Linked DNA regions of Homo sapiens: region 2 is linked to region 1. A link is an interaction called in ENCODE POLR2A ChIA-PET data of the cell type or tissue named here. Cell type or tissue: K562. All regions are shown on one strand. Links, peaks and the distances in the headings refer to the core of each region. The heading gives the core; the rest is flanking DNA. Region 1 overlaps SCRT2 (scratch family transcriptional repressor 2). Region 2 holds the start of SLC52A3 (solute carrier family 52 member 3).

Evidence for each region. ChIA-PET counts read pairs that join two places held together with the same protein. Peaks named below come from ENCODE experiments on the same cell type or tissue, not always from the same donor. Only the 100,000 strongest peaks of a DNase experiment are listed, where the experiment ranks them.
Region 2: POLR2A ChIA-PET joins it to region 1 with 5 read pairs; 2 of 35 experiments call an interaction of 5 or more read pairs at or near these places.

Annotation. Positions count from the first base shown.
Region 1 is chr20:655,463-670,342 of GRCh38, forward strand. It overlaps SCRT2 (scratch family transcriptional repressor 2), which reads right to left. Exons shown (of 2, transcript NM_033129.4): 2 at 6,134-8,999. The coding sequence ends at 8,209. It overlaps LOC107985423 (a long non-coding RNA gene), which reads left to right. Exons shown (of 2, transcript XR_001754452.2): 2 at 1-3,385. Among named protein-coding and RNA genes, the nearest start is that of SRXN1, 9.7 kb to the left of the region's middle. RefSeq lists enhancers at 6,046-6,659, 6,660-7,272. In K562, for the core only: no CTCF peak of the experiment used is centred there; no DNase peak of the experiment used is centred there.
Region 2 is chr20:764,177-780,208 of GRCh38, forward strand. It overlaps SLC52A3 (solute carrier family 52 member 3), which reads right to left and starts at 4,324. Exons shown (of 5, transcript NM_033409.4): 1 at 4,121-4,324; 2 at 1,032-1,649. The coding sequence starts at 1,598. RefSeq lists enhancers at 4,499-4,998, 11,581-12,283. In K562, for the core only: a CTCF peak has its summit at 4,723 (motif pointing left); DNase peaks (open chromatin) are centred at 4,735 and 5,825.

The DNA.
Region 1 (14,880 bases), core at 1,622-9,621:
AGCGAATGTGTCCTGGCCTCAGACCCTTTACATTTGCTGTTCCCTGTGCATGGAACGCTCTTCCCTCAGGTCATACATAGCATACATTACTGAGTGCTCTCCATGTGCCCAGCATGGTTTGATGCGCTTTACATATATTAACTCATGGAACCTAACAGCTTTATGAGACGAGTCTGTTATCTCCATCCCCATTTGATAGATGGGGCATCCCTGTGGGAGCTCTGCCCATTCCAGAGGTGCCAGGCCATTCACTAATGGGGGCAGGAGCCGGTGAGTAAATGCCAGTCTTGTGCTGTCACAGGTGGACGATTCAGAGAGGTGTTCTAGACCATTCAGATCTTTCTGGAACCTTCTCAGAGACCAGAAGTACTCAGCCCTATTGCTACAACTGACTTCACTAACACACCCTCTGTCCCATTCCTCCCACCCCTTACTTCTGCTTCCAGGGATCACCTCCCACATAAACGACTTACACTCAAGTCTCAGACTTGCTATCAGGGAACCAAAACTAAAACAAAAGGGAAACTTGATACTGGGTCATCCCCTATAGTTCTGTACCTTGCCTGGGTTAAAATTGCACTATTTTATTAGATGTGTGACCTTGGGCCAGTCACCTGTCTGTGCCTGTTTCCTAATCTGTAAAACGGACATAATGTCACCTAATTCACAGGGGTGTTGGAAGAGTGAAGAGAGATGGTGTTAGGTGAGGTCCTTAAAACAGTGCACAACGCATTATAAGTGCTCAATAAATGTTTGCTGTTTGATTGCATTTTAAATTGTAACAGAGCTTGAACGTCTCTCCGTGTCTTCACTTTCAGACTAGGCTTGATGTATTAGTCAAGACTTTTGTTTGCAAGTGACAGAAAGCCAAAGTGAATTAGCTTAATGAAAATGGGGATGCTTGGCTATTCCCGTGACTGAGGTGAAGCGGAGCCTCAGGGGAAAGTAAGTTGAGAGATTTCTTTTCTCTGCCCTCACTCAGCAGAGGGATTATCTCTACATGTCAGGAACATGACTGTCAACAGCGATGATATTTGGCTTTAAATAAGGGAAACCTGACAACAGAGACTTCATACAACTTAAAGTGTTTCCTCTTTAAAAAAAAAAACAGTCGAGGTAGGAAGTCCATGGCTGGGATGGCTGCTCCATGGTCACTAGTGGCATAGGCCCTTTCTATCTTGCCGCTCCATCATTTTCCAGCAGAGTTTTCATTCTCAGGGTCACCTCCTATTCAGGATTGCTGCTGAAGTGCCAGCCGTCTCATCCAAATTCCACCCTGGAAAGAGGTGGAGAAATGGAAAGGCAAAGGATATGACCCCTCCCCTTTTGAGGATGCTATCTCAGAAGTTTTGTATAACACTTCCCCTTGCATGTCATTGACTAGAAATTGGTCACACGGCCACCCCTGGCTGCAAGGGCAGCTGGATATGTTGTCTTCATCCGTAGCGGTAATGTGCTGAGCTAAAACTGGAGTTCTCTTACTAAGGAAGAATAGAGATTGATAAGTAGCTAGCAATCGGGGCCACAGCTCTCAAGTTACAGGCCTTATGGCACAGAGACAGGGAGAGAGAGAAAATTTCCAAGTTCTAGTCAGATGCCTACATATGGACAAGCCAGCTATGGCATTGGGGGACACAGACTTTCTTAAAAGCATAAGCCACCATTATTTATTATAATGACTTAAAGGTAAGGAGTTCATTTAAAGATAATTACTGGTCACCTGCTATTGGCTAGGCTAGACCCAGGGGATTTAGTGATCAGCAAAAAGACACTACCAATCTCTGCATTATGAGGCTTACAGTGTAGTGGAGGATTCAGATAATGACCAAATAATCACACTGGTTAATGGAAAGTATACATTGGTAGTGGGTGCTGCAAAAGAATGGCATGTGGTTCTGAGGAAGTGTTTTAGTCCTTTTTGGCTGCCATAGCAATACCATAGACTGGGTGGTTTATAAACAACAGAACTTTGTCTCTTACAGTTTTAGGGGCTGAGAAATCCAAGATCAAGGTGACTTTGTATCTCCCCAACATTCATATGTTGAAATCCCAACCTCCAGGTGATGGTGTTGGGAGGTGGGCCTTTGGGAAGTGATTATGTCACGGGGTTCATGGGGGTAGAGCCCTCATGAATGAGATTAGTGTCCTTTTTCTTTCTTTTGAGACAGGGTCTCACTTTGTCACCCAGGCTGGAGTGCAGTAGAACTGTAAAGAAAACTTCTAATTTTTAAAATCAGGAACCTGATAATAACTAAGGAATCCTGAACAGAGTGTTGGTAGAAATACAGATGAAAAAGGCCATTTGGATGAGGAAATGAGGAAGATATTATTGGACAATGGAAAAAAGGCCATGTTGTTATAAAATGGCAAAGAACTTGGCTGAATTATGTCCACGTTCTAGTGTTTTATAGGAGGTAGAACTTGTGAGCAATGAAACGGAATATTTAGCTAAAGCTATTTCTAAGCAAAGTGTTGAAGCTGTGGCTTGGCTCCTCCTGACTGCTTATAGTAAAATAGAAGCAGAAAGAAATGAGTTAAAGATGTGACTTTTAAGCGAATAGGAAGCAAAACGTAAAGATTTGAAAAATTTTCAGCCTATCCATATTGCAAAGAATGAGAAAGAATGTTTGGGAGAAAACACCATAGTCTCCATAAGGAGACTGTAATGGTGATGAACGTAATCAGCCATCCCAGCAGGAAAACTGCCGTCTTGAATTGAAGGGGAAGGAGATGGGAAGGGATGAGGAAGGAAAGCTGTCTGACTTCTTGGATTTTTCAGGACAAGACCAGAGTGCAAACTCTTCAAGACAAGGGAAGAATGACCCTGAAGGCAATTCAGAGATCATCAAGGCTATCTCCTTGCTTTCAAAAGTCGGGAGCATTGCCTTGCATTCAGCAGGTTAGAGGGCCTCTGTCCAAAGCCATGGAGGAAGAGCTGCCCAGAGCTGTTGGTGTGGGGCTACCCAGAGCCCTGGGAACATGACTTCTGCGGGATAGAGCTGGAGGGACAGGACCACCACCCCAGAGGGTACAGAGGGTGGGACCACCACCATTGTGGATCTGGAAGGCTGCCTCAGTGGGCCTGGAAGCAGAGCATTTAATGAACTAAAAATGATTTTTCTTGAGCCTTAAGATCTCATGGAGTTTGCCTTGTAGTTTGGATGTAATTTGGATCTGCTATTCCTTTCTTCTTTCCTATTTCTCCCTTTTGGAATGGTCTATCCTATGCCTGTCTCACCATTGTATTTTGGAAGCAGATAACTTGCTTGATTTCACAGGCTCACCGCTGGAGAACAATTTGCCCCAGGATGCATCACACCTTGAGTCTCAGCCATATCTGACTTAGATGACACTTAGATAATAAAACTTTGGATTTTAGACTTCAGAGTTAATGCTGGAATGAGTTAAGGCTTTTGGGGCTGTTGGAATGTAAGGAATGAATGTATTTTGCATGTGAGAAGGATGTGAATTTGGCGGGGGATGGGGACGGAGGCAGAATGCTATAGACTGAATGTTTGTGTTCCTCCAAAATTCATGTTAAAATCCTAACCCCCAGTATGATGGTATTAGGAGGTGGGCTTTTGGGAGGCACGTTAAGGCCAGTTCATTTCATGGTCACAAGATGACATGCTTTTCTGTTCACACTGGAGGGGAAGAGGAACTGGACTTCCTTTCCTCTTAAGAAAAAGGAAGCAGCAAAGTTTTCCATACCCTTCCAGCAACCCTCTCCTTAAGTCTCATTGGCCAGAATTGGGTCATGTGCCCATTTCTGAACGATGGGAGATGTTAGTATTAGACCAGTAAAGACTACCTCTTAAGCTGATGTTCAGTCCCCAGATTGCGTGGTTGCTAATCCAGGAGAGAGGGGTGGGGTGGAATGGTTATTGGACCCACATAACTGGGCTGGATATGGCTGATGGAGACCCAGCATTCTTTCCCACCTCCCTCTAGGGTGCCTTCTAGATTGCCTAGTTGGAGAGTTAAAAACTCTATTTCTCAGATCTCTTTGCAGCAAAGATACTAACAGGGAATTAAGTTCTACCAGTTAGATGTACTTTCATGAGACATGGATGGCAGAGGTGGGCCGGGGCCATCTTCCATCTTTTGACTCTTGCTACTGTCAAGATTGTCTTGGAGGTGTTAAGATTTTCTGTAGCAGTGTTCCAGCATTGTGCCACCAGCACAGTGGGAGACAGGAGATAGTTATAGAGGCAGTGGCAAGGGCCTGCTGATCCCTGGCTTGCACCTATGATGCGGTGTTCTGTATCTCAATAGTTCCAGGGCACCTTATTGACCACCACCAACCCCCACTCCGCACCCTCTCCCACCACTGACTGTGGAAGAGGCAGGTGCTGTCTCAGTGGCAGCAGTTCTGCAGTGGGGTTCTGGGGTCCAGCAGATGGCTCACTTCAGCCCTTACACAAATTTTGTCAGCAGCCAATTATTGAAGTATTAAATCCTTTCTCCTTCAAAGGAATTTAATACTTGTTTATAAAATCCTGTCTAGAGTGGTTTCTGTTCCTGGCACCTAAAACAAACATAATGGATCCAACAGCCAGTCACGGGCAGTGTATGTGGGTGGTTAAGGGATGCAGCAGATGCCTGGGTTTCTCAAAACCCCACTGGCGAGGCGGGCAGATCACTTGAGGCAAGGAGTTCGAGACCAGCCTGGCCAACATGGCAAAAACCTGTCTCTACTAAAAATACAAAAATTGGCTGGACGCGGGGGCTCACGCCTGTAATCCCAGAACTTGGAGAGGCCGAGGCGCGCGGATCACAAGGTCAAGAGATCGAGACAATCCTGGCCAACATGGTGAAACCCTGTCTCTACCAAAAATAGAAAAATTAGCTGGGCATGGTGGCACATGCCTGTAGTCCCAGCTACTTGGGAGGCTGAGGCAGGAGAATTGCCTGAACCCAGGAGGCGGAGGTTGCAGTGAGCCAAGCTCACACCACTGCAGCCTGGCAAGGCAGCGAGACTCCATCTCAAAAAAAAAAAAAAAAAACCAAAAACAAATTAGCCGGGCGTGGTGGCACATGCCTGTAATTCCAGCTACTTGGGAGGCTGAGGCAGGAGAACTGCTTGAACCCAGAAGGCAGAAGTTGCAGTGAGCTGAGATTGCGTCACTGCACTCCAGCCTGGGTGACACAGCAAGACTCTGTCTCAAAAAAAAAAACAACAAGAAACCACTGGAGATTTTGCAGAGTTGTGGGGAGGTTCCCACAACTGCTGCTGTCAAAAACAGCTAGCACATTGCTCAGGATGCAGCTGCTTGTCCAGAGGGGTGTGAAGGGAAGGCGGACAGGCACCAGGGAGGCAGTCTACAAACTGAGTGCACTGCTTACACAGGAGGAAACTGACAAAGAGGCCCCAGAGGAGGCAGATTCTAGCCTGCAGCTTCCCCATCCCTCAAAGCATGCAGGTTATGCTTCTTGGTAAGTCTGAGTTGAGGGTAGGTGGCAGGGGTTGGTGGTCCCCAGTGAAGTTTTTAGTAAGGTGAGACAGATTTGTATCTTGAAGGATCACTAAGGCAGCTATCGAGGATGATGGATTGGTTGCCTTGAACACTTTTGGTGACAGGCAGCTCAGAAGCTCTAGGGGCAAGTCACTGTTTTTGGACAACTTTCCAGCTGAGCCAAAGTCAACCTTTTTGCCTGCTTCCACTCACTGAATATGTGACCATATATGACTAGGCAGAGCAGTAGGGGGTGAACTGGGGAAGATTATAGGGGTTGTAAACTGGCTGTCAACAGACACATGTGGACCACAGTTTTAACTGTTTGGTGGGTGTAGTTAATTTGAATCCTATTTCTCTAAGGTGAGACACTCTTTCCAATTAGTCACAGGCTTCACCTTCCCTAATGTCTTAAGGCAACTGGCTTCACTCACATGTTATTAATCTGGTTTTTAAACCCTTATTTGAGGAGTATTAAGGATTGAGGATGCCTGAGAACTTGTAAATGCCAAGGGACCCTTGGGGCTGTGTGACCCTTGGTGGCAGCTACAGGCTGGTCAGGCTACAGAGAGGAAAATGGAGTGGAAAAGTAGTATCTCTCAGATGCCCTCCCCTTCGTCTCATTCCCCCCCTTCATCCCCACCCCTTGCTCCAATCAGAAGGTCTAGAGGCGATGGTGAGTGGCCAAAGTCCCTTTAATATCCCTGAATTGCGTTACAAGTAATACTGCTGGAGGTGGGGAAGGGATGGGGGTTTGGGGGTGAGTTGGGATAGGACGGAGGAGGAGCGCCAAGCGCTCATACAAAATATGGCCAAAAGGCTTAGCATGCATGGAAAATTATTGCTGTCAGAAGTTGCTATTTACAGGGTCAACGCCTCCATAATTGCTTCTGCTACCCCTCTCCCTCCCACCATCCCTGCAGCCTCCCTTCCCGCTGGGCCTGGAGCTGAGCAAAGGCCCATTCACCCCTCTGGAGCCCTAGGGAAGTGCCCCTGCTGCAGGGGTGCCTCCAGTCTCCCCCCTCTTTTGTGGCTAAGAGGAGGGGAGAGGAGGATCTGAGAGTCCAGGACTCCTGCCCCCAAGCTGGCTGCAGAGCAATGGGGCAGAGGCGTGTGCTTAAAGCGGAGGGGGCCAGGGCCCGTGCGCGTGGAGGTGTGTGCTTCGGTCCTCGCCCGGGCATGCAAAAGCGCAGCGGAGGAGGTAGTGGCGGCCAACGGGCGGGTGGCTGGCAGCCCGGCCCCTCTGTCCGGGAGAGTTGCATAGACATGGCCGGGAGAGAGCGCCCCTCCCGGGGAGCAGGCCAGAGGCCCCAGCGGGTCCGGGGCTCAGTCGGTCCCTGGAACCTGGGGTCCCTCGGGAAGAAGAATAAACAGGAAACAAATCGAAGAGGCTCCTCTCTCCGGGCCGCCTGGAGTGGCAGGGGAAGGTTCAGGAAGGTGGGGACCTGCCCCACGCCTGGACCTCCTGATGCTCCCTCACCCCCCCAGTTGAGGGTCAGCAAGCTGCCCCCCCATTCTCGAGTCCCCTTCCTTAGCGAGTGCAGGCTCTGAAGAGGGTGGGTTTCTCCCGAGACGCGGGGGTGTGTGTGGTGGGGGCAGCCCTCTGTGGCCTGTGCTGTCCCTCTCCTTGCCTGGCTTCCTGACCTCCCAGTCCAGCTGGGGAAGCCAGACGGTCCCTGGGTGAGGCCAAGAGATTAAATAGAATAATAAATAGATAAATAAATAAATACACAAATAAATAACTGGAAGGACCCAGCCGGATGGGGGAAGGGCATTGGCGAGGTGCTCCAGACCTCCCCCCAACAAGTAAGGAAGGGGATCTGTGGCCCTGGGGATGGGGGAAAGTGCTCAGAGAATCTGGGGGTAGGGCAGCTCCAGACTGTGGAAGCCCAGGTTGTGCCGGGGTGAGAGAGGGGTTACATTAGGGGGCAGGGCCCTGAAGTGCCCCTCAAGCCCCCTCCAGGTTAGGTAGACTCAGAGGGGTGAGAGCTGCTAGAGAGGTGAGGGCAGCTGGAGCTGGGGCTGGGAGTGGGTGATGAGATCCCCATGGACTGAAGACAGTAGGAACTGTGTGTGGGAGTGGGGTGTGGGGGTGTGTGTGTGTGTGAATGGCCAGACCTAAGGCCTGAGCATGGATGGGATCAGGGACAGATCGGAGACTTCAAGAAGGGTGAAGATTAGATCCCCAGATGGACACACTCTGGGAGATTCAGCAGAGGCCAGAGGGATGGTCTGGGGTTGGACTGTGGTCTCAGGGCGGCAGGGCCTGCGTCCAGGTGTGGATGGGGAAACTGAGGCAGGTATGGGCGTCAAGGGTATAGGTTTGCGGCTTTCATTGGGGGCTCCAGTAGAGGAATGGTCAGAGAGATTCAGCTGAGAAGCGAGAGAAAAGATCTAGAAGTTAGAAGAGCAGCGCGGGGTCTGGGAGGGAGAAATTTCCGGCTCTGGGGCGCGGGAGAGGTGCGGACCTGGTGCCTGAGTTGGGAGCCTTGAAGGCGCGGACAGGGGGGTCAAGGTCCGAGGGATGGCCGGAAAGGATGAAGTGGGTCGGGGGACGCTGGGGAAGACGGTGTGGAAGTGAGTCGTGGGTTTGGGGGTTGGGGAGAAAAGTTCCGGGCCGGGCCGGGGGTCCCCACGAGAGGGTCATGGGCAGGGAAACGCAGCCGGGGCTGGGCGAGGGCGCTGCGGGCGCAGGTAGGGGGCCCGGGGCGCGTGGAGAGCGAGTTCCGGGCGCGAGGGCGAGGCGGAAGGCTCAGCTGGCCGGGCCGGCGGGGGTCGGCGGGGGTGGCTCGGCCGCCTTGGCGCAGGCCGCCTCGCAGTGCTTGTGGAGGTAGGACTTGAGCGCGAAGCTCTTGTCGCACTGGCGGCAGCGGTAGTGCTTGAAGGCCGAGTGCGTCTGCATGTGCGCGCGCAGGTTGGAGCGGTCGGCGAAGGCCTTGCCGCAGTGCGCGCAGCCGAACGGCTTTTCGCCGGTGTGCGAGCGCATGTGACCCTGCAGCAGCCAGGGCCGCGAGAAGGCCTTGCCGCAGACGCCGCACTTGTGGCGCAGGTTGTGCGTGAGCAGGTGCATGGCGAGCGCGGGCATGGACACGTAGGCCTTGCCGCACGTCGGGCATTTGCGCGCCAGCTGGCTGTCCAGGCTGCGGTGCGTCTGCTTGTGGCGGCTCAGGTTCGACGACGTGGCGTAGGTCTTGCCGCACTCGGCGCACGCGTGCCGGTGCCCGCCGCCCGCCTGCGCCCCCGCGCGCCCCGCGCGCCCCCCGGCGCCCCCCGCGTCTCCCGAGCCCCCCGCGTCCCCGCCGCCCCCGCCCCGCCGCCGCCGCGAGCGCCCGTCCGAGATGAAGAAGGCGTCCATGGAGTAGCTGTCGGTCACTGCCGCCTCCCCTCGGAAGTAGCGCGCCGACAGGCTCGACTGCGGGCTTTCGGGGTCGCTGTACTCCTCCGGCGCCGCCGGCGGGTACGCGGGCTCGGCCGGGGCCAGCTCCAGGCCCGGCTTCTGGTCCGCATCGTAGCTGCTCGGGGGCAGGCGGTGCGGGGCGTACCCTGGAGGGGGCGAGAAGTGGAGGGGCGGTGAGAGGAGGCGCCGAAGAGGGTTTCCCGCTTTGAGCGCGTCACCCTTTGCGCCTTCCAGCTTGGCGCCCCTGTGGCAGCTCCGACAGTGGTGGTCTCCGACCTGCACCTCAGCTCTTCCTGTCAGGCAGCCTGGGTTCAATTCCTTCCTCCATCGACGGCAGTGCAAATAGCCGCCACCCCAACCCACGGAGCATGGGGCCAGCACGGTTGTACAGAGCGTACCTTCACTATCCAGTGCTCACAACCGCGGAGTGATGGTCTTATAATACCCACGCTACAGGTAGAGAAACTGAGGCGCAGAGAGATGCAGCAGTCTAACCTTACAGTCAGGAAGTGATGGAGCCCTTGCCAGTGTGACCCTGAAGCCCATGCTGTCTCTATTCCAACAACATGCTGCCGTTGCAGCCCTGTAACTTCTCTGGATCTCAGTTTTCTCATCTGCAAAATGGAGCTTGTGATTGGACACCTCCTTCCAGGGTCGTTGGAAGGACTGAGTAAAGTGACGATAATAAGCGTGTGTTAAGCTCTTACTGTTTGCCAGACTCTGCCTCGGTGCTTTACGCATGTTAACTCTAATCGTCACAGACCCAAGGAAGTCGGCACTATTGTAATCCCCATTTGATGTGTAAGGAAATGAACAAAGGTGGGGGAGCATACAGTAATTGCTATATAAATGTTAGCTATTATAATTATGCTTTTTACTTGCTTGGAGATAGTTTCCTCCCCCACCACACTGTGAGCTCCCCATGGTTGGATCTGTGTGCCCAGCACATGCCTGGCTCAAAGTAGGTGTGCGATGAATAGATGTTGCATGAAGGAATCACAATCCAGTTAGACCCACCTGCCAGGGTTGCTGAAGCATTTAACAGGGGTCAAGTGTGTGGCATGTAATAGGTGCTACAGAAAGGGGACTTCCTCGCACCTGCTCCCAAGCCTGCTCTAGAAGTCGTCGGAAGTCCGCAGTGAGAATTCCCCTCCCCCTCCTCCTCCCACTTAGCTGGAGTTGGACCAGGAATCCTGTCTGCCAAGGGTTTGAGTGATTGGTGGGTGGGCAGGCTGGGGTCTCCCTGGGGATTCCGTAGGGGATTCTCATGGGCAGGGGCCATTCTGATTTGCCTCTGCCTCCCATGGCCTAGGCTGGTCCTAGCACCTTCCCTGAGACCCTGGGGGCTGGGCTCCCTGGAGAGTTTCTGGCAGACAAACTTTTCATCCTGGCACTTGATGGGCAAGTGATTCCATTGTTCTGTGATTCCACAGAACAATGAAGGTTAGGTCCGTTTGGGAGGTTTCCCACCTGGGGAGTGGGATTTGACCTTCTCCTGGTGACCCCTGAGACCTGTAACCACTCCTCCTTCCCTCCTCCCCTAGCCTCCTTCACTGAAGTGAGCAGGTGGAGGAGGGTTTTGTAAGGGGAAACAGGGTTCAAGATGTTCAGACTTTTAGCTGGGTACTCTGGTCAGCTTTCGTTTCCCACACAGCCTGGCTGATTCAGCCTCCAGGCCTTTGCCTCTCATCTGGAGTTTGGGATGGACACAGGGTGAAGTCTGTGTGCCCCTGAAGGCAAGGGTGTGCCCTTATTTTTACCTCTGTCCCTTCAGCAGCCAGCACAGGGCCCTCTGCACACAGAAGTCATTGTGGATTATGGAAGTGGATGACTCGGAAGCGGGGGGCTCTGTGGTTGGATGTAAAGGGGGATAGTGATAGTGGCAATTTTTTAATCTGGGGAGAGGAGATGCCCAGCCTCTCCGCACCCTATGTCTCCCGTCCCATCTGCCTGTGGTCTGGAGGTCCCCCTGCTTCCCACTCCGGGAACCAGGCCTGGTACTCAGGTCCCAGAACATTCAGGAGTGTTGTTTCAGACTGAGTTAAATACCCGTCAGGCACTCCCAGACCCCCCTCCTTCTCCTTCTGTATTTCCTCACGTTGTAATTCCTGGTGATGATAATAATAGCTAATATTCACTGAGCACTTACTGTGTGCACCAGGCTCTGTGCTAAGTGCTTCGCTCCCATCATCTCACTGAATCATCACAAAACTACTCTCATCACAGATAAGGAAACTGAGGGACAGTGTGGTGATGGCACTTGCTCCAGGGGTGGAGCAAGGATTGGAATCCACTGCCCCCTTGGTTTCCCACATACTGGGAGGTCCTCCAGGAGGGGGCTGTGGCTGAGCTGTTCACCTCCCATTCCCAGGGCCCTAGCTAGTGGGCACTTAATAAGTATTTGTGGAATGAGTGATGATGATTTGCGAGGCCAGCCTCACTCCCCAGCCTAGCAGGACCTGGTATAGACAGTCCTGTTCACCTGGTCTCAGGGCAGGTCTGCATCTCATGTGTCTGGGGCCATGGAAGGGGAAGGGTGGTTTGGTTCTCCAACACAGATTCCAGCTGAGTGCCTTTGGGTGGGTTGTGCTTCAGGTCCTTTTTTTTTAAAATGGGATTTATCTGGAGGGGTGACTGATCACGTAACCAGTGCTTTGAGTTCTATTATTAAAGGATGACATATTGGATAAGAGTAAAACTTTGGTGCCAGACGGCCTGGATTGTTTTGGCTCTACCATTCCCAGCAGTGTGACCTTGGCCAAACGATTTGGCCTCTGTGTGACTCTACCGTTTCAGTAAGGGGTCTGCCAGTAAACAGTATATAAACAAATGATAACCAGCACTCTCAGAGCACTCCTGTGTCAGGCACTCTTACAAGGGCTTTCCACACATGAAAGCATTCTACCCCCATGACACACAAGGTGGTAGGTACCCTTTTATAGAAGAGGAAACCAAGGCACAAGGAAGCTAAGTAACAAGCCTAAGATTGTGCAGCTGATAAGTTAGAGCCAGGATTCCAGCTCAGTGGCTGGCACATTTTAAATCCACCACGCATGTTGGCTGTTATTATGAACAATAATAACAATCTCCCCAGATGGGTTTCTGTGCTGCAGCTTTCTTGGCATCTGCCCCAACACATCGTGCTGCTCCTCTCTGGGCCTCTGTTTCCTCACCCGGGATGTGTAATTTCTATTTCACGTTCTGATGGGAAAATATCTGGTGCATAGTAGGAGCTCCATCAGTGAACCAGAGCGTTCTCCATGAGGTGCTCTGCCCATGGCGCCCTCTGCTGGTGGCCCTCAGCGCTGTTGACTTTCCTCCTGTTGCAAGGGGCTCTTTATGAAGAAATAGGGGTGCCTTCAACAAAGGCTGCTCATTTGCCTAGGGAGGGCTGCAGAAGTGTCTTCAGGATAGGAATTGTGAGCCCAGACCAGACACCCAGTCAGTGGATTTTGGCATGGGTTGAGAGCATCCTGTGAGAGTTTGTGTGGTCATGTTAGGAGGAGGTGGTTCTAACTTGCTTTGTGACTGTGGCCAGGTTGCTTAACCTTTCTGGGCGGAATCTATACATGACAAAGATGGACTGGAATGGTCTAAAGACCCTTTCTGCATCATGGCTGAATCAGTCCCTCCATGATGCTCTTTGTCCCCTCCACTCCCAGCTCCTCCAATTCCACCCCGTTTTCCTCAGATTCACAGACATCTCCCTAGGCAACCTTGGGCAAGTTACTTAACATCTTTCTGCCACACCTGTATAAGGGAGTTCATAATAAGGCTGAATAAATGAATGCATGTAAAGTGCTTAGGACAATGCCTGACACATAATAGCTGCCCTCTTGAGCTGTTATTATTGTTACTGGTAGTATTCCTGTGTTTCCTGGTGATATATCCTTCTAATCTGCCAGAGAGTAGGAGATACACATGGGTGTCTTAGGCTGCTGTGTGACCTTGAGCAAACCACCTCACCTCTCTGAGCCTCAACCCTGGAGACTCCTTTAGGACACTAAAAGCCATACTTTAACCTAATGCATGGAACCCAGACAGGTACCTTCCTCTGCCCTAAGAGTGACTATAGAAGGCTGAGATACCTATCCTGCAACTGACAGGGTGAGACAGGACTCTTGTTTGGGTTCCCACAGAGATAGGGATGAGCTGGGATTCAGAGAAAAGAGAATCTCAGGTGAGATCTCTCATCCTAGCCCTTGAATTCAGGCCGTAGCCATGTGACCTTGGGTAAGTCGCATAACTTATCTGGGCTCAAATCCTCCATTTGAGGAATGTGGACCAGAGGCACCCCTGTCATGTAGGGATATGGGGAGGGCCCAGAAATACTTTGGAGATGTGCACATGTCACCTGGAAATGACTTTGGTTTTCCCTGCCCAAGAGTCTTGATATTTTAGACTGAAGGTCCAGAATCTGTCTTTTTAAAAATCGGTACTCAAAGGAGTGGTGAAAGGGAAATTTATGAGAACTAAGGTGCTGGGCCCTCTGCAGACACTGTCTCATTTAGCTGCCTGACCCCCTGCGGGGATGGAGGGGGATGTGTAACAAATACTGCTACTGCTACTGCTGGTGCTTCCAACTAGCACCAGCCTCCCTGTGAGCCAGACATTGCCCTGTGCCCAGAGGCCCAGAGAGGGGAGAGGATTTGCCCAAGGTCACTGAGAGGGAGGCGGCAGGTTTGAAACCCTCCAAGGCCTGTGTTTTTTCCAAAACACCAGAGAGGGCATGGAGACTTGCTGGGGAAGAGATCTTCAATTGGTAGGGGAAGGGGTGGTGCGTTTCCTCAAACACTCCCTAGTTAGCCTGTGGTGGGGTGGGTGGGGGCACGGGGTGGTGGGGGCATGGAGAAGCTGTTGTGGAAAATGCTTCAGCCTCTTGTAAGTATTTGTAAATCATACTTAATAACAGTAATGCCTATCACTTACTGAGCACTTACTTGGTGCAAGGCATCCTGCTAAATGCTTTGTGCACATTAGCTCATGTCTAAGGTCACTTCCCTCCATGCCCTTGTTCTGCAGAAGCTGAAGCCCAGACAAAGGCCTTGACCCACCTCAGGTCACAAAACAAGTTCTCATCAGAGCTGGGTTGGCCTCCTTTTCTTTCCTTTTTTTCAGTCCAGGACTCCTTTCCCCAGTCTCTCCCAGACTCCCAAGGTGCCAAACTTTCTCCAGGGAATTCCTAGCCTCAGCCTCACCTCTCTGTCCTAAAATGGGCAGAAAAAGACAGGGGCCTGGTGGGGGGCCAGCTTCCCCGGCGGCCCACTTTCCTGAGGAGGGCTGGGCCCTGCTGGGTGGTAGGGGCTGGAGGAGCTGCTGTATGGGTATATTTAGAGCTGCTTCTTGCTGTGCCAGGGCCTCGGGCCTCGAGAATCAGCTCCAGCCAGCTGAGCAGAAAGCCAGGTCTGTCAGCAGCAAAGCGGGATAAAAATAGTTTCTCCTGTCTGCTCACAGAGCTGGGCAAAGGGGCTGGGTACCTCCCCCTCCCCTTATTATAGCATCTTTGTTAGCGGTTCCCTGGGCACTGGACCAGAAATGACACCCACCTCCTCCAAAGGCCTGGCAGCTGGTACATCTGCCCACGGGGAGGAGGTCCCTGTGCCCAAATGAGCAGGGGACAGAGTGAGGTCTGGCCCAACATGACCAACGCTGCATGGCTTGGGGCTGATGCCCACTGACCCAGGCCCAAGGAACTTTGAGAGAATTTCAAGGCTTTTCCCCACCACCCCCATCTCTTGGAATTCCCCACATTCTGGTCTTTCCTGACTGTGACCCAATTCCTGTGGCCTACAGGGAGGTCCAGAGCTCTGCAGGAATCAATAGGAAAGATTTTTCAGGGGGGTATGGAGATGAGAGTGAGTGGCTCAGGGTCTTCATTTGCCCAGCCTGGGTTCGTAGAGTTGCCTCCTGCTCCCTCGGGGGGGATCTCCAGTGGGCCCTTTCTGGGCCTCGTTCCGGAGACTGGGTGTGTTGTGCAGTGCTCCACCTCTTCCCCCGGCCTCCTACTTTCTGCTCTGCCGCCTCTCT
Region 2 (16,032 bases), core at 527-8,526, 110 kb after region 1:
CGGGCACTGTGCATGGATAAGCCCCTATGCCTCCTAACAGGGCTGCACAGTGGGCACCATCATCCCCCATTTTAGAGGGAACTGAGGTATCAGAATGCTTCGTCCCTTACCTGAGGGTCACAGGGAGAATGTGGCAAAGCCAGACTCCACCTGGTGCTTTCTGACTTGGAAGCTACACCTTTTATCACCCCACAGCAGTGGCAACCACAAACATGTTCAGAGGAGGAGCTAGCTGGAGACTGAGCAGTGGAGCCGCCCACCTAAGAGGAGAGCCCCCACCTAAGGGGAGAATCCCCCACCTAAGGGGAGAGCCCCCACCTAAGGGGAGAATCCCCCACCTAAGGGGAGAGCCCCCACCTAAGGAAGAACACTGCTCCACCCATCGTCTAGGAAATAAGGGCCTTCAGGACATGCCATCCCAAAATATGACTGTAGGAGGCCAGAATATGCCACCCCAAAATTGACCTATTGGCATATTTTTTATTTCTAGCTGGTTATTTTGAAAAATTGCAGGCTAAGGAGTAGCTCTGAAAAGTTGCCATTTTGTAAGATAAATTTACATCTAAAGGAAATTTTTATTAGTAAAGCTATCTTATCTGTACCAAGAAAAGGTATCTGTACCACGAAGGGGTATCTGAACCAGGAAGAGAAAGGTGATGGCCTTTATCACCCGAGGAACTTTTATCTGCATAACAGTGCAATGTTTATTCACCATAAGTTTCCTCCCTTCACTCTCCCATAATTTGTCTCCACCATCCTGCAGTAGCCTCAAGCCCCTATTCCCTTTTGTAGCTCAGGATGCTATAGAAGCTGAAATCATCTGGCCCTTTTTTGAGTCTCATATTTTTTGGGGACTCCCATGCGTATGTATGTAAGTAATTAAAATGAGTTTCCTGCTGTTGATCTGCCTTATGTCAGTTTAACTCATAGGCCGACCAAAGAACCTAGAAGGATGGAGGTGAGCAGTTTTTCCCTCCCCTACATTTGTGATAAAGCCAAGTGCTGAGATGGCTCCGGGTGATGCTGGGTACCTGTGCGATGTCAGTCTCCCTCGTGGGTACAGGGCTTGGTACGCTGTCTGATATCTCAGTGACATTGACGCAGGTAGTGAGACCGGAGCCCTGGGCAAGAGCCACCAGGGCGGGCAAGAGGCCGCTGAGTCCTTCACCCACAAAGAAGGTGGTGAGGTAGTAGGTGGGCAGCCGGCTCATGAACGGCAGGAAGGTCACTGAAGAGGTGCAGTCCACCAGGGCCAGGAAGAAGGTGAGGACCAAGAAGGCGATGCTGTGGTGGCCGTCCAGCACCCAGGAGGTCATATTCCAGAGGAAGGCAAAGATGATGCAGGTGACGGTTCCCACGCCCAGCAGGGTGAAGATGATGGGCACTTCGGAAAGGCAGCTGGGCCGGAAGTGATGGAGCAGGGTGACCAGGAGGGGCCCGATGTTGGCCAGCTGGATGACCACCGTGAGGTAGGAGGGCAGGTACCAGCCCTCGGGCAGCTCCATCACCAGCAGGGGCAGCTCTACCCAGAGCCCATTGATGGTCACCCAGGAGCCCATTCCGAAGACGCAGACCAGCAGGTGCATCAGGAAGGCCATGGCGGTATCTGCCCTGGGCCAGAGGCTTTCTCAGATCAGCCTGCAGCGGGGCTGGCAGAGAAGGACACCAGGTGAGTAATTCCAGCTTCACCACCTAGCAAGATGCTGGGACCTGGGGCCCAGAGTTTTCTCTTATTACTCCCCTTCCTGTGAACAAGCTGGCTTTTTTTTTTTTCCTTTGAGACATAGTTTCACTCTTTTAGTCCAGGCTGGAGTGCAATGGGATGATCTCGGCTCAGTGACCCTCTGCCTCCTGGGCTCAAGTGATTCTCCTGCCTCAGTTTCCCAAATAGCTGGGATTACAGGTGCATGCCACCATGCCAGCTAATTTTGTATTTTTAGTGGAAACAGGGTTTCCCCACGTTGGTCAGGCTGGTCTCGAACTCCTGGCCTCAGGTGATCCGCCTGCCTCGGCCTCCCAAAGTGCTGGGATTACAGTGTGAGCCACCACGCCTGGCCCAAGCTGTCTTTTTATTAGCAGAAAACAAGAGAAGCCTTTCCTAACCGTGATTCATGAAAGAAAAGTTCAATCCGACACACAAAAGCAAACAAAGCAGCTTCTGCAAAAGATACCAACAGCAAGGTCAAAAGTTAAATGAAAACACGGGGAAAACATTTGCCACATAAATCACAGACAAAGGGCTCATCTTCCTTGTCAGGCCTCTGAGCCCAAGCCTGCGCGTGTACATCCAGATGGCCTGAAGTAACTGAAGAATCACAAAAGAAGTGAAAATGGCCGGTTCCTGCCTTAACTGATGATATTACCTTGTGAAATTCCTTCTCCTGGCTCAGAAGCTCCCCTACTGAGCACCTTGTGACCCCCACCCCTGCCCGCCAGGGAACAACCCCCTTTGACTGTAATTTTCCACTACCTACCCAAATCCTATAAAACTGCCCCACCCCTATCTCCCTTCGCTGACTCTCTTTTCGGACTCAGCCCGCCTGCACCCAGGTGAAATAAACAGCCTTGTTGCTCACACAAAGCCTGTTTGATGGTCTCTTCACATGGACGCGCGTGACATTCCTAATATATAAAGAGTTTTTAAAAATCAAGAACAAAGAGACCCCATATAGAAGAGGGCCAAGGATATGAACAATTCAGAGAAAAAGGTACAAATAAGCTTTAAACACATGAAAATATTATCACCTTCATTCACAATAGGAAAACTACTCCAGGTGCCATTTCTCACCATGAGATTGTCCCAAAGCCTGACAAAATGACTCATGTTCAAGGTTATTATAGATTGCGATCTTGTTGGTAATAGCAAGTTATGGGAAATTTTCTCCTGGGTGGCTACCAACAGAGAGGGGGCTAATTAAAGGGACCTGCTGGAATACCACATACCTGTTTAAAGGAATAAGAAATAAGGAAAGCAGATCTTGGTGACTGATAAGGAAAGGTCTCCAGGCTATAATAATAATCTTGAAACAAAATCAAGGCAGGTAAATGGAACCAGGAAAAAGTGTACTGCCTTTTGGTCATAGAAGAGGAGGAAAAACATGTTTTCTTTGCTTGTACTTGCACAAAGCAACCCTTGAAGGACACACAGGGACTGCAGGGATGTTGGTGATGCCTCTGTATATCTTTTTTTTTTTTCTTGTGACAGAGTCTTACTCTGTCACCAGGCTGGAGTGAAGTGGCACAATCTCAGCTCACTGCAACCTCTACCTCCCGGGTTCAAGTGATTCTCCTGCCTCAGCCTCCCAAGTAGCTGGGACTACAGGCGCCCACCACTACGCCCAGCTAATTTTTTGTATTTTTATTAGAGATGGGGTTTCTCCGTGTTAGCCAGGATGGTCTCAATCTCCTGATCTTGTGATCCACCCTCCTCAGCCTCCCAAAGTGCTGGGATTACAGGCATGAGCCACCGCTCCTGGCCCTGCCTCTGTATATCTTTTAATAAGAGTTTTGATTTGTGAACCATGTAAACATATTACCTGATGCAAATATATGGTTACCTGAAATAAGATTTCAATCTGGCTTTTTTTCCTCCTGAAATTATATCACTCTCTACGTGGCCTTTGGAGACCACTTCCTCTAGCCCTCCAGAGCCATTCTGCCATCTGTTTACCCCTTTGTCAGCTACCAGTGGCAGCCCACCTGTGCTGTTACTAACAACTTTCTTCTATCTATCCTTAGTCTGAGCAGTAATATGGGAGATGCCAGGAGTGAGGCTCTGGAGCCAGCTGTTTGAGTTTGACCCTGGCTCTGCTGCTTACAATCTGGGTGACCCTGGGCAAGTGGCTTTGCCTCTCTCTGCCTCATCTCCTCATCTGTAAGTAGGGGATAGTGATAGTATGAACTCCGTGGTTTGTTGTGAGATATAAGGATGCTGGTGAGTTTATGCTGTTTCCAACAGTCCCAGCATAGGGTAAGCACCTCTAAGGGTTACTGATCATTATCGTGAAATGGCAGGTTTGGTGACATCGTTATTTTTGTCTAATTCACATGAGAATTAATACATGACTATGAAAATTTAAAAAAGGAAAAGATTCCCCTACTAGGTATCAAGTGAACTCACCAGTGGTATATGCACCTTTTTGTAGAGACACGCTAACTGGGCCAATCTTCACGTTTTGTAGATGGGAGACGAGGTCCGAAGGGGCAGAGGGGCTCTCCTGGGATCTGGACTGGATCCTCTGCAGCAAGCGGCCTGTCCGGGACTCCTCAGTTCACGCTGCAGTCTTTAACTCCATACTTCTTCCTTCTAGTACAAAGCAGGAGTGTCCGTTGTGGCCACGCCTCACCCAGGAAACTCCTGAATCCTGGCAGCTCCTCCCCACGGTTCCCACACACGGAATTCCCTCACAGGGCTGGGACTTCCTTCCTCATACCTTCACTGAGCGAACCCAATGCTCAGTGGCCTTTCTGGTCACCTCCTTTTCCTCTCTGGGAGGAGCCACTCCTGGGGTGTAACGCAGTCAGATCCCCTAGCAGTCCCGCTCTGCCCCCTCCCTTCTGGGGGCCTCAGACTCCATTCCCTCCCTTAGGAAGCTGACTTGACTAATAGCACAGGTGAGGCCCACTCCAGGCGTGCCAAGAGGACCCAAGGAGGGAGGGGAAGCTCCCAGACAGCAGTGGCACACCTTTGCCTGTGCTGTCCTCCCAGCCTGGAGCACCAGCCCCCTCTGCTGTCCACATCCAAGCTTTCTACAAGACTCCGTCCTCCAGGAGACCTCTGGCTGCCTCACCTTCTCAGGCGTCCTCACCAGGGCCCATGACCCCTTCATTTCAGGTTGTTCTTGTGTGGGTGCATGCAGGCACATACCTTGAGACTGAAGCTTTTTGAGGGCAGGGGCTGCTTGGGAATCTGACATTTTGAAGGTGGAAGGGCCTTTCTCAATGACTTAGCTTAGGATTTGTAAATTGTTAACTCACTGGCCACTGCCAGACAGCAGATATATTACTTTGGTTTGCCCAGTGTGTTTAACAATTTGTTACTGTAATCAGCAGTGGAGGGGATGGCAAGCAACCTTCAGCATTTCTGGCTTCTCAGGAATATTTTGGAAGAAGTGGCCCCCCACTTTGGCCTCTTTCTCTGTTCTAGACTCGGGCCATCTTGGAGCTCTCCCCTGCGGTAACATCTGGAACCAGTTGCCTGGGTTCAAATCCCAGCTTCAACCCTTACAAGCTGAGCAAGTGACCTAACCTCCTGTGCTTCAGAGTCTTCTCTTGCAAAACAGCTATAGGCTGTCAGTACCAACATCAGAACTGTTGCTAGGAACATGCACTAAAGTGCTAAAACTGTGCCTGCCACATAGTGAGGGCTCAATGAACCATCATTATAAGATTACTATTTCAGCAAACGTATCAGTTGCATTCAAAAACATGTAGTTATTGGCCAGGCGCGGTGGCTCACGTCTGTAATCCTAGCACTTTGGGAGGATGAGGCGGGCGGATCCCTTGAGGTCATGAGTCCGAGACTGGCCTGGCCAACATGGCAAAACCCCGTCTCTACTAAAAATACAAAAATTAGCCCAGCATGGTGGCGCACACCTGTAATCCCAGCTACTCAGGAGGCTGAGGCCGGAGAACGGCTCCAACCTGGGAGGTGGAGGTTGCAGTGAGCCGAGATCATGCCACTGCACTCCAGCCTGGGCAACAGAGCGAGACTCCATCTTAAAAAAGAAAAAATAAAAAAAAGGCGCAGTTTTTGTTAGACAAATGGCCACTCAACTAAAGGACTACATTTCCCAGCCTTCTTTGTAGCTGCACATGGCCATGTCATCAAGCACAGGCCAATGAATTCAAATGCGACTTTGAGTAGTCTCCTTAGCCCGTTTCCTGTTTAGAAAAAAAAGTGCAGCTCGTTGCCAGCACTCATTTAATTTTATGTAAACGTGCTATTTGAGGCTGAAGCAAATCTGATTCTGACTGCTGTTTTTTTTTTTTTTCTTTTGAGACAGAGTCTTACTGTGTAGCCCAGGCTGGACTACAGTGGCTTGATCTCGGCTCACAGCAACCTCCGCCTCCCGAGTTCAAGCAGTTCTCGTGCCTCAGTCTCCTTAGTAGCTGGGATTACAGGCGTGCACCACAATGTCCGGCTAATTTTTTATATTTCTTAGTAGAGACGGGGTTTCTCCATGTTGCCAGGCTGGTCTCGAACTCCTGGGTTCAAGTGATCCCCACGCCTCAGCCTCCCAGAGTGCTGGGATTGCAGGCGTGAGCCACCAAGCCCAGCCCTAAATCTGACTGATTTTCAATGTGAAAATAACATGTAAAAACTGTTTTTGAAGTTATTTCTAACCAGAACTAACATCAGACTCATCTATTTCAGAAAAACTGGATTCATCAAACGAATCTTTGGTCAACAACTGTTCAAGAACAATGTTAACATCACACATAGGAATGCTAGGATTTGCTATTTTCAGCGATCGAGAATTACTTTGTTTTGTAAATGGAAATACCACGACTAAAACCAGAATGCTACAAATAGAGTGATGTCTTTTGTTTCCAAAGTCAATATACTAGAGCAAGGCAAAAATAATAATAAAAGCGAGGTATTTTGTGGCAAAGTTATCTTGGGGTAAACACTGCAGTCACAAGTGGGTATTCCTTCTGGCAAACAGGGAAAGAGTTAACAATAAGGGAGTGTGCCCTTCTGCTCTTCCTCCATTTGGCTGTCTGGAATCAGATGTGATGGCCAGAACTCCAGCAACGATTTTGTGCTATGAGGCATGTGGTGGGGGTTAGATGCATACTAGGCTCCTTTGGGATTTTGTGGCAGAGAGCACCCATACCAGCCCTGTTTTGCCTGTGTTGAACTGTTTTGTTTGTTTGTTTAATGTTGTTGTTAAATTGTAAAAGAAACTTCTATGTTGTTTAAGTCACTCTTATTTTATGTACAACAAAAGTACTCAGAGGCTGGGTGCAGTGGCTCACTCGTATAATTCCAGCACTTTGGGAGGCTGATGTTGGCAGATCACTTGAGGTCAGGAGTTCAAGACCAGCCTCCAACTGGTCAACATGGTAAAACCCTGTCTTTACCAAAAACACAAAAAATTAGCCAGGTATGGTGGTGGGCACCTGTAATTCTAGCTACTCGGGAGGCTGAAGCAGGAGAATTGCTTGAACTCGGGATGTGGAGGTTGTAGTGAGCCAAGAGCACGCCAGTGCACTCTAGCCTCGGCGACAAAGCAAGACTCTTGTCTCAAAAAACTAAAAGAAACAAACAGACAAAAACTACTCCATACTAAGTGCACAGAGATACACATTCCAGGATATATATTGAAAGATTATAGTAACCAAAAACTAATGAATACATTTATCTCCTTTACCACCTACTTTCTGACTCTGAAACTTAGGTCCTGTCCCAACCAGGATTTGATCAAAAATCAAAATTTAACAAAAGTAGTTGTTTAGACCCTTGGGGGCAAATGTCTTGCAGAGATATGAAAAAAAAAAAAAAAAGGAGAAGAGAGAAAGAGGGAGGAACAGAGGAACACAGAACCCTCCATATAGCATTTGGTACCAAAAGTATAAATTGAGACCAAGAGTCATTTCATATATCAAAACTCTAATTCATAAAGGAGTCAAAATTGTAGTGACTATCTGTATTCTGAATATTTCCTGAAATAGCCTCAGACATTCCAGGAGAAATGGACAGAAGCACAGTCCAGCAGTACAGGCCTGACTCACCCTTCCAGGTCAAGACAGCAGACGAAGGTGCAAAATAAACAAGGATATAGCAAAAGCAATAAATGATATACCTAGTAAAGAGGGCTAAGTCAGTAGTTAAGGGGAGTAGGCGAATTTGCAGATGATGGTGACCTTTGCCATATGAAAAGCTATTAAACTAATGAGAGTGTCCAGTTAAACATTTACAAACATCAGTAGCTTTCCCACAGAGGGCTGGATGGGGAGATGAGGGCAGACAGGGCAGAAGTAGCCTCACTTTCTTGTATGTTCGACAACTCCTAAGCTCTGAACGCCTAAATCCCTGCTCCCCACAAAGACGAATTCTCTGGTTTTGACCCAGGTGCTACCACGGCTGTGTCACTTGAGGGATGGGATTTGGCTCCGGGGGTCTGTTTCCTTGTCTGGAAACCAGGCACAGTGGGGGTGTGTCCCCACGTGACCCATCTGCCCTATGGCCCTGGCCCACTCCCAAATTATCTCCTTCCTCAAAAGTGAGGTGTGCTTTTGGACCTCGGGGACACAGTGAGGAACAGTCATTAATGTCAATGAAGGGGATGTCTTAGGCAGAGGGAACTACATGTGCAAAAAGGCCCCAGAGAAAAGGAGAGACTCAGAATGGCTGGTGTTCGGAATGTGTTGGGATACTTTTAAAAGATGCATATCTGTATTTTCTGTTTTTTTTTTTTTTGTTGTTGTTGTTTGTTTGTTTATTTTACAGTGACCTTGCAGTTCTTATTTATTCATTTTAACCAGTATTTCTTGGGCACCAACTGTGTGCTCAACCACAATCCCTGCTCTCAGGAAGTTGGAGGAAGCATTCACGAAGCAGAATAAAAAACAGAAACATAGAGCAGGTCAGATGGTGGCAAGGACTCCGGAGGAAAGCAAAGCTCCTGAATGGGGAATGTGCCGCTGTCAAGGAGAGGACATGAAGGGAGTGTGGGAGTGAGCTGTCTGCAGAAAGCACGGTCCAGGGGAGAAAACAGCAAGTGAAAAGGCCCTGGGGTGCGGCCACACCTGCTCTGTCCCAGAAGTGGATTTTGCTGTTCAAAGGACAGCTAGGAGGCCAGTGTGGCCGCAGCAGCGGGAGCCAGGTTGGAGGGGAGGAGACAGGGCAGGTCCCCTGTGGCCCTGTGGTGACAGCTTGGGTGTTTTCTCTAGAGCAAAAAGCTCCGTGAGTGGGCAGAAGAGACCAGCTCTAATCTAGTTTTTAACAGGATCGTGCTGGCTGTTGTGAGGAGAAACATGAGGCGCCAGGGAGGAAGCAGGAGTAAACCTTCGGAGGGTTAGGAAGCTGTAGCAAAAGAGCTAACAATCACCATGACAACAGTGACAACCATAGCTGCCACTCCTCAGCTATTTATTGTGCCAGACCCTGTGCTAAGCTCTTTGAACACATTACCTGTCAAATCTTGTTCCACAATCCTGAGGCTGGCATTATGATTATCTCCATTTTACAGATGAGGAAACTGAGGTTTAAAAGGGAAATAAATTTGCCTAGGGTCATACAGCTGGGAGCTGAGCTTTACATCCAGGCATGCTTGACTGTGGACCCAGCCCTGAGAAAGGCCTCAGGGTGAAGGGGTTCTGAAGGGGCCATGGGGGTCAAGCTGAGCAGGATCTCTTTCTGCTCACAGATGGCCTCCCAAGACTTGGGCCAGAGAAAGAGAGAAATGGGGTACAGGCTCAGGAGAAGCTGAGAGAGGCTCTGAGACATATCTGCTTCCCAAGGATCCAGGACCCCTTATGTGATCACCAGAGACCAGAAACCTAAGGCTTCGCATGAGACAGTTAAGATGCCCCATAATGCGTGGGCGACAGATAGAGAAGCTAGAAGGATCAGTTCCAGGCAAAGGTTTCTCTTTTGCATTCTTGCATCAAAAGCTGTGAGCCCCCAGCCCAAGAAAGTGAAGAGAATTGGGAGTGGGGTTCTGACCAGGGCCAGTGCACCGTCATTGTGTGGGCTGGGCCATCTCCTCCAGGGAGCTCAGGCAGCTTCCATCCCACCCAATGTCCCCCGCCCCCCTCCACATTCTCCTGCCCTCTGTTTTCCTCCATCAAAGTATTACTGACACCAGCTCAGTTACGGGAGTTTATCTGTGTCTATCTGTTGAGCGCTGGTCTCTCCCATTGGAGTGTAATCTCCATGTGAGCGGGGGCTTGTCCTCTCCCCCAGTGCCCAGGTGACCATCTGGCTTGCCACGGGCTGGGCCACCTGAGCTCCTGGCACCATGGCTGGGTTCTCGCTCTGCAGGGATAATCTGCCAGCTGGTAGGCACCTAGCCCTGTGGGCCAGACTGGAGGAAACCCGCCTCAGCTATGAGGGTTGTGTTGGCCAGGGTGACCCCTGGGGCAGTGCCAGGTGGCAGCCTGACACTGGATACATCTCACTCCTGGGCAAGGGTCTGAGCCAATTCTTTCCTGGGTTCCAGGCTCCTGGAGAACTTAGTGAGGCCTGTAGGCGTCTACTTAGGGCCTGGCCTCACCCTCATGAGAGTGGGTAGGAATGGACTGACTTTGAGCCCATGAAGAAGGGAGGCTGAGAGGTCAAAACCACAAAACCCACAGGGAGAGATGGGGGAGATGAAGGGGAGTGAGAGAGAAGAGACTGAGACAAAGAGACAGAAAGAACCGAAAGCTAGAAGCAGAAATGGGGAGAAAGGACAACAGAGGCACAGAGACAGGGAAAAATGAGAAGCTGCGGCTGAGAGGGAGGCAGGGAGGTGCCAGGAGGCAGGAGGCAGCTGGGGCGCTGGGAGCCTGGCCTCAGCCACCCTCACTGTTCACAGCCACATGTAGCAGAAGGCCATCTCTACCTCTTGTTGCTGGGACCTCAGAGTTCCCCTGAAACTCATCCCAACTCAATGTCCCTATTGCACAGGTGGGGAAACCAAGGCCCAGAGAGGAGATAGTGCTTCCCCGAACCCTGCCCCACCCCTGATCTCAGGCTGTGGCAGACATTCAGGCCTGTGCTCACCGGCTGTGCAACCTCAGGTCAGCTGCTCACCCTCTCTAGGCCTTGGTTTCTCCATCTGTGAAAGGGTCTGGGAATGCCCAGCCTTTCTGGGCTCAGCAGACCAGGAAAAAGGGAATGAGATAACAGGCGCTCAGCCTGGCCAGTAGAAGCGGACAGTGAGTTCTCTTCCCCCTTCTCCTCCCTCCCAAGGCCAGGAAGGGCTTCAGGCCTCCCATGGGGCTGACCTTGGTGGAGCAGCCTCCCCCAGGCCAGTTCCCCTCCCCTCCACGTCCATCCCAACTCCCAGCCTCCTTCCCAGGCTCCTGCGGCTTCAGCCTGGTCAAGTTGTTCCGAGATAGCATGGAGATGGCCCTGGGTAAAGTCAGTGGGGGCCCAGTCTTTTTTTTTTTTTTTTTTTTTTTTAAGACAGGATGTCGCTCTGTCACCCAGGCTGAAGTGCTGTGGCATGATCTGAGCTCACTGCAGCCTCAACCTTCCTGGCTCATGCGATTCTCCCACCTCAGCCTCTGAGTAGCTGGGACTATTAACCCATGCCACCACGTCCGACCTGGGTAATTTTTGTATTTTTTGTATAGATGGAGTTTCGCCACGTTGCCCAGGCTGGTCTTGAACTCCCTGAGCTCAAGCGATTCACCTGCCTCAGTCTCCAGAAGTGCTGGGATTACAGGCGTGAGCCATGACACCCAGCATGGGCCCAGCCTTTTGGTCTGGAGGCACCAGGGGTCTGGAATTCACCTGGATGGCTCAGCCTGTCCCGACTCCAACATGCCAGCTGAGGAGGAAACCTTTCTTCCCTCCTGTCCCTTTGATCTTTCACCTGGATGGCTCAGCCTGTCCTGACTCCACATGCCAGCTGAGGAGGAAACCTTTCTTCCCTCCTATCTCTTTGGACTCTCCCGACATGGCAGCCTGAAACTAGGGGAAAGGCCACGGGACACCTGCTGGCTCCAGATAAGTGCCCCTGCCATATCCTGGTCAGTGTCCCATGCTCCTAGCTAGCAGGCAGCCTTGGTAGCTGCAGCTGCACCCTCACAGGCCTGAGCCGCCCCGCTTTGCCCACTTACCTGCTGGTCCAGTTCCCCAGCCGCTCTGCATGGGAGGGGCCAGAGGCAGCTCGTTTTGTATAAAGCTGTCCCCGCCCAGAGCTCGGGGAAAGGCAGGCGGAGGGTGGGTGTGGCTCCCGGCAAGACCAGGCGCCTACTATGTGTCTCTGATCTGCCCTACAGCCCAGCTAGGAGGAGGATCCAGATGGTAGAACTGTATAATAAAGGGCTTGCTTTATTGAGGCTCTCTGCCACCCAGATTTCATGAGGGTTGATCCCCAGTTGACAAAAGCTATGTGCAAACAGTTGGTTCTGGCATCACCCTGAGATCTCCATAATTCCTTTCACACAGGAAGAGAGTTCCCTGGAGCAAAAACAGTTCAAATACTGGTGCTTCAGTAAGTCATGTGGAAAGCGGGGATAATAATAGTGCCCTCTTCATAGGACAGAAATCCTAACTGCCAGTGTGCACTGAGCTGACTCAGTGTCAGGCATGTTCTTGGGGCTTGAGAGAAATTAATGCATTTAATCTTCATGGCCTTTTGGAGAGATGCTATTACTATCCCTATTTTCCAGATGAAGAAACAGGCCCAGAGAAGTCGAGAGCCTTGTGTAGGTCACACACCTTGTATATGGCAGAACTGGTCTCTGATGCACACTGAGCTACCCTGACAAATACTGTAACCACCTGAGGGGTTCTTTCTGCCCACTGCATAAAGAAAGACCATGAGGCTGGCCATGCCACAGGGGAAATGAGTTTGTTCCCAAATCATCTTCAAAGCTTGTAGGTGAGGGGTTTTTCAAAGGCAGTATAGGGGAAGAGTTGGGGGTGGCCAGGTAACAGGTGCTTGCTGCTGATTGGTTGGGGTGGAGATGAAATCATAGGGGGTTGAAGCTGTGCTCCTACAGGCTGAATCGCTTTTGGGGGGGGGGCCACAGGAGCAGGGTTGGCGGTCCTGGTGGAGACATCAGGTTTAGGTGGAGCCATGGGTGTCAAATCTGCAAAAAACCTGGAAAGATGGCGGGGCGTGGTGGGTCATGCCTGTAATCCCAGCACTTTGGGAGGCCGAGGCGGGTGGATTACCTGAGGTCAGGAATTCAGGACCAGCCTGACCAAAATGGCGAAACCCTGTCTCCACTAAAAATACAAAAATTAGCCGGGCATGATGGCGGACACCTGTAATCCCAGCTACTGGAGAGACTGAGGCAGGAGAATTGCTTGAGCCCGGGAGGCGGAGGTTGCAGTGAGCCGAGATCGCGCCGTTGCACTCCAGCCTGGACAATAGAGCAAGACTCTGTCTCAATAAAACAAAAACAAACAAACAAACAAACAAAAAACAAAAAAAAAACACCAACTGGAAAGATATCTCAAAAGGCCAACCTGCAACAGTGGTGTTATTTGCAGGAGTAATTGGGGAAGTTGCATATCTTATAACCTCCAGAATAATGGCTGGCAATCATTTATGTCTACACCTTAGGAGGACCCAGGCTCCTCTTCTTTCCCCAGCCTGATGGCCTCTCATTAACTTTACAAAAGTGGTTGCTCACAGTGCTACGGCCTGTAAGTGCAGGGCCAGGATGTGAATGCAGACTCAAATTGGTGCCTCCATGGATGTAAAACATATTGCACAGATTCTGACACCTAGTAAATGCTCAGTGCATATTGACTTCTACAAATAATTCTGGCCTGCCTGTTGTGTTATTTTCCAAGACATTCATTTACTTAACAAGCAATCAATCACTCTCCAGGCTAATGCTTGGGGCGAGAGGTGAGCAGGCACTAGGGAAGGGGCCAGACCCCTCGCTTAGCAGGCAGGTGTTCAGGAAGTGTTGCCACTGTTGGGGCTCAGGACATACACACCCCCAAAATATGACTCTGGGAAACCAGAATGTGCCACCCCCAAATACACCTCTTTGACATACTTTGAGCTGGTTATTCAGAGAAACTGCAGACACAGGAGTAGCTCTGGAAAGCTATTCTTTGGTAAAAGAAATTTACATCTATCAAGGAAATCTACATTAGTAAAGGTGCCTGTATCAGGAAAAAGGCTGCTCCAGAAGAATTACCCTAGAGACTTTCTTTTTTTTTTTTTTTTTTAAGATACAATTTCACTTTTTTTTGCCCAGGCTGGAGTGCAATGCTGCAATCTCGGCTCACTGCAGCCTCCGCCTCCCGGGTTCAAGTGATTCTCCTGCCACAGCCTCCCAAGTAACTGGGATTATAGGCGCACGCCACCATGCCCAGCTAATTTTGTATTTGTAGTAGAGACAAGGTTTCACCATGTTGGCCAGGCTGGTCCCGAACTCCTGACCTCAGGTGATCTTCTTGCCTCTGCCTCCCAAAGTGCTGGGATTACAGGCTTGAGCCACTACACTGGCCACCAGACAGACTTTTATCTGCACAGGAAGACAACCATTATTTACCATACAATAATTCTTCCCCTCACCCTCCCATAACTGTGTCTCCGCCAATCCCCCAAAGCCCTAAGACCCTATTCCTTAAACTTCAATCATCTGACCCTTCTTTGAGTCTCATATTTTGTGGGATTTCCACGCACAGATATGTAATTAAATATGGTTTCTCTCCTGTTACTCAGTTTCATGTCAATTTAATTCATAGCCCAGCCAAAGAACCATGAAAGGTGGAGGGAAGCCATGTTTCCCTTCTCTATAGTACCAAATACTTTGGATCTGTTAAAAAAAAATTGCAGGACTCTAAATTTATGATGCCAAGGGAGAAGTTAAGCCTTGCAGAGTGTGAGTTATGTGGCTTGCAGGATGGCCACTTTCTTCTTCTTTTTTTTTTTTTTTGAGACGGAGTCTCACTCTGTCGCCCAGGCTGGAGTGCAGCGGCCAGGCTGGTCTCGAACTCCTGACCTCAGGTGATCTGCCTGCCTTGGTCTCCCAAAGTGCTGGGATTACAGGCATGAGCCACTGTGCCTGGCCACAATTTCATACTTATCTCTGCCAAATACTATAAGGTGTCAAAATTTGGCATAGAGGGTACAAAACTATAACTCAATCCAAACAGAATAATCTTTGCTTGTATAATTTTTTAATAATGAAACATCAATATTGGTTTAATAAAGGCAGCTATATCTTGAACTATTTAGTTAAATACCCTAACTTCTAATCCTGTGGCCTTAGGAAGTCTAGTCTACAGACGTGAAGGAAGTTTCTTTAGGGAAAGGACTTATCATCTTTGATATTAAAGAAAAGAGAATTTATATAAAAATAATCTTATATGGTAAATTCTTGTTCTAAAGTAAATGAATTGGTTGTTTAAAAAGAAGGATGTTTACAACGAGTCAGAAAGTTGAGGCATGTCAGAGATTGTGTAAATTGTAAAAATTTTATAAAAGGGAATTTATGCAAGAAATGTTGTACAGTTTAAAAGTGATGAGGGGGCCGGGCACGGTGGCTCACGCCTGTAATCCCAGCACTTTGGGAGGCCAACGCGGGTGGATCACCTCAGGTCAGGAGTTGGAGACCAGCCTGGCCAACAAGATGAAACCCTGTCTCTACTAAAAATACAAAAAATTGGCTGGGCATGGTGGTGGGTGCCTGTAATCCCAGCTACTCGGGAGGCTGAGGCAGAATAGCTTGAACCCAGAGGCAGAGGTTGCAGTAAGCTGAGATTGCACCACTGCACTCCAGGCTGGGCGACAAGAGTGACATTCCATCTAAAGAAAACAAAAACAAGAGCGACTAGGCCTCCTGAATGCTTTATAAAATGCCACCATAACTCTTAACTGTACAACTTGCCTGCTTTGTAGCTGGGTAAGACCTAGCACACATGGAGTTAAATGCTGGAATAAGTCAGACCTTATCTGCACTTCTGTCTAGGTCCTAGGCTCTACATCTAGTACATAATTACAATCTCAAACTGACTAACAAAAGTAAAAGTTGCTAAAAGTTAACAGTGTAACATGTATTGTTCCATAGAAAGAATCTAAGATAAGACTGTAAAGCTGAGGCTAGCCGTGGAATTGTACCATTAAATACCTATGAGTTTCCTCTTGAGGTTGCAAGATAACCTAGGGTTCCCGGCCTCTCAGAAAGGGCATTCTTTGCTTACCACAGATCAGAAGCCCTATACAGGGACTGTGTACACAAAATATAAGGCCAGTTTCCAAGGGCTTTCTTGGCTTCGTAAATCAAGTTTGATTCCTTAAAGGAAAGCATACCATTCCAGTCAAGGCCTTGGTAAAAAAACCAGTTTTTCCAATTGTGTCCTGTTACAAAAGAAAACAGATTCTTATTACACTTGTGCAA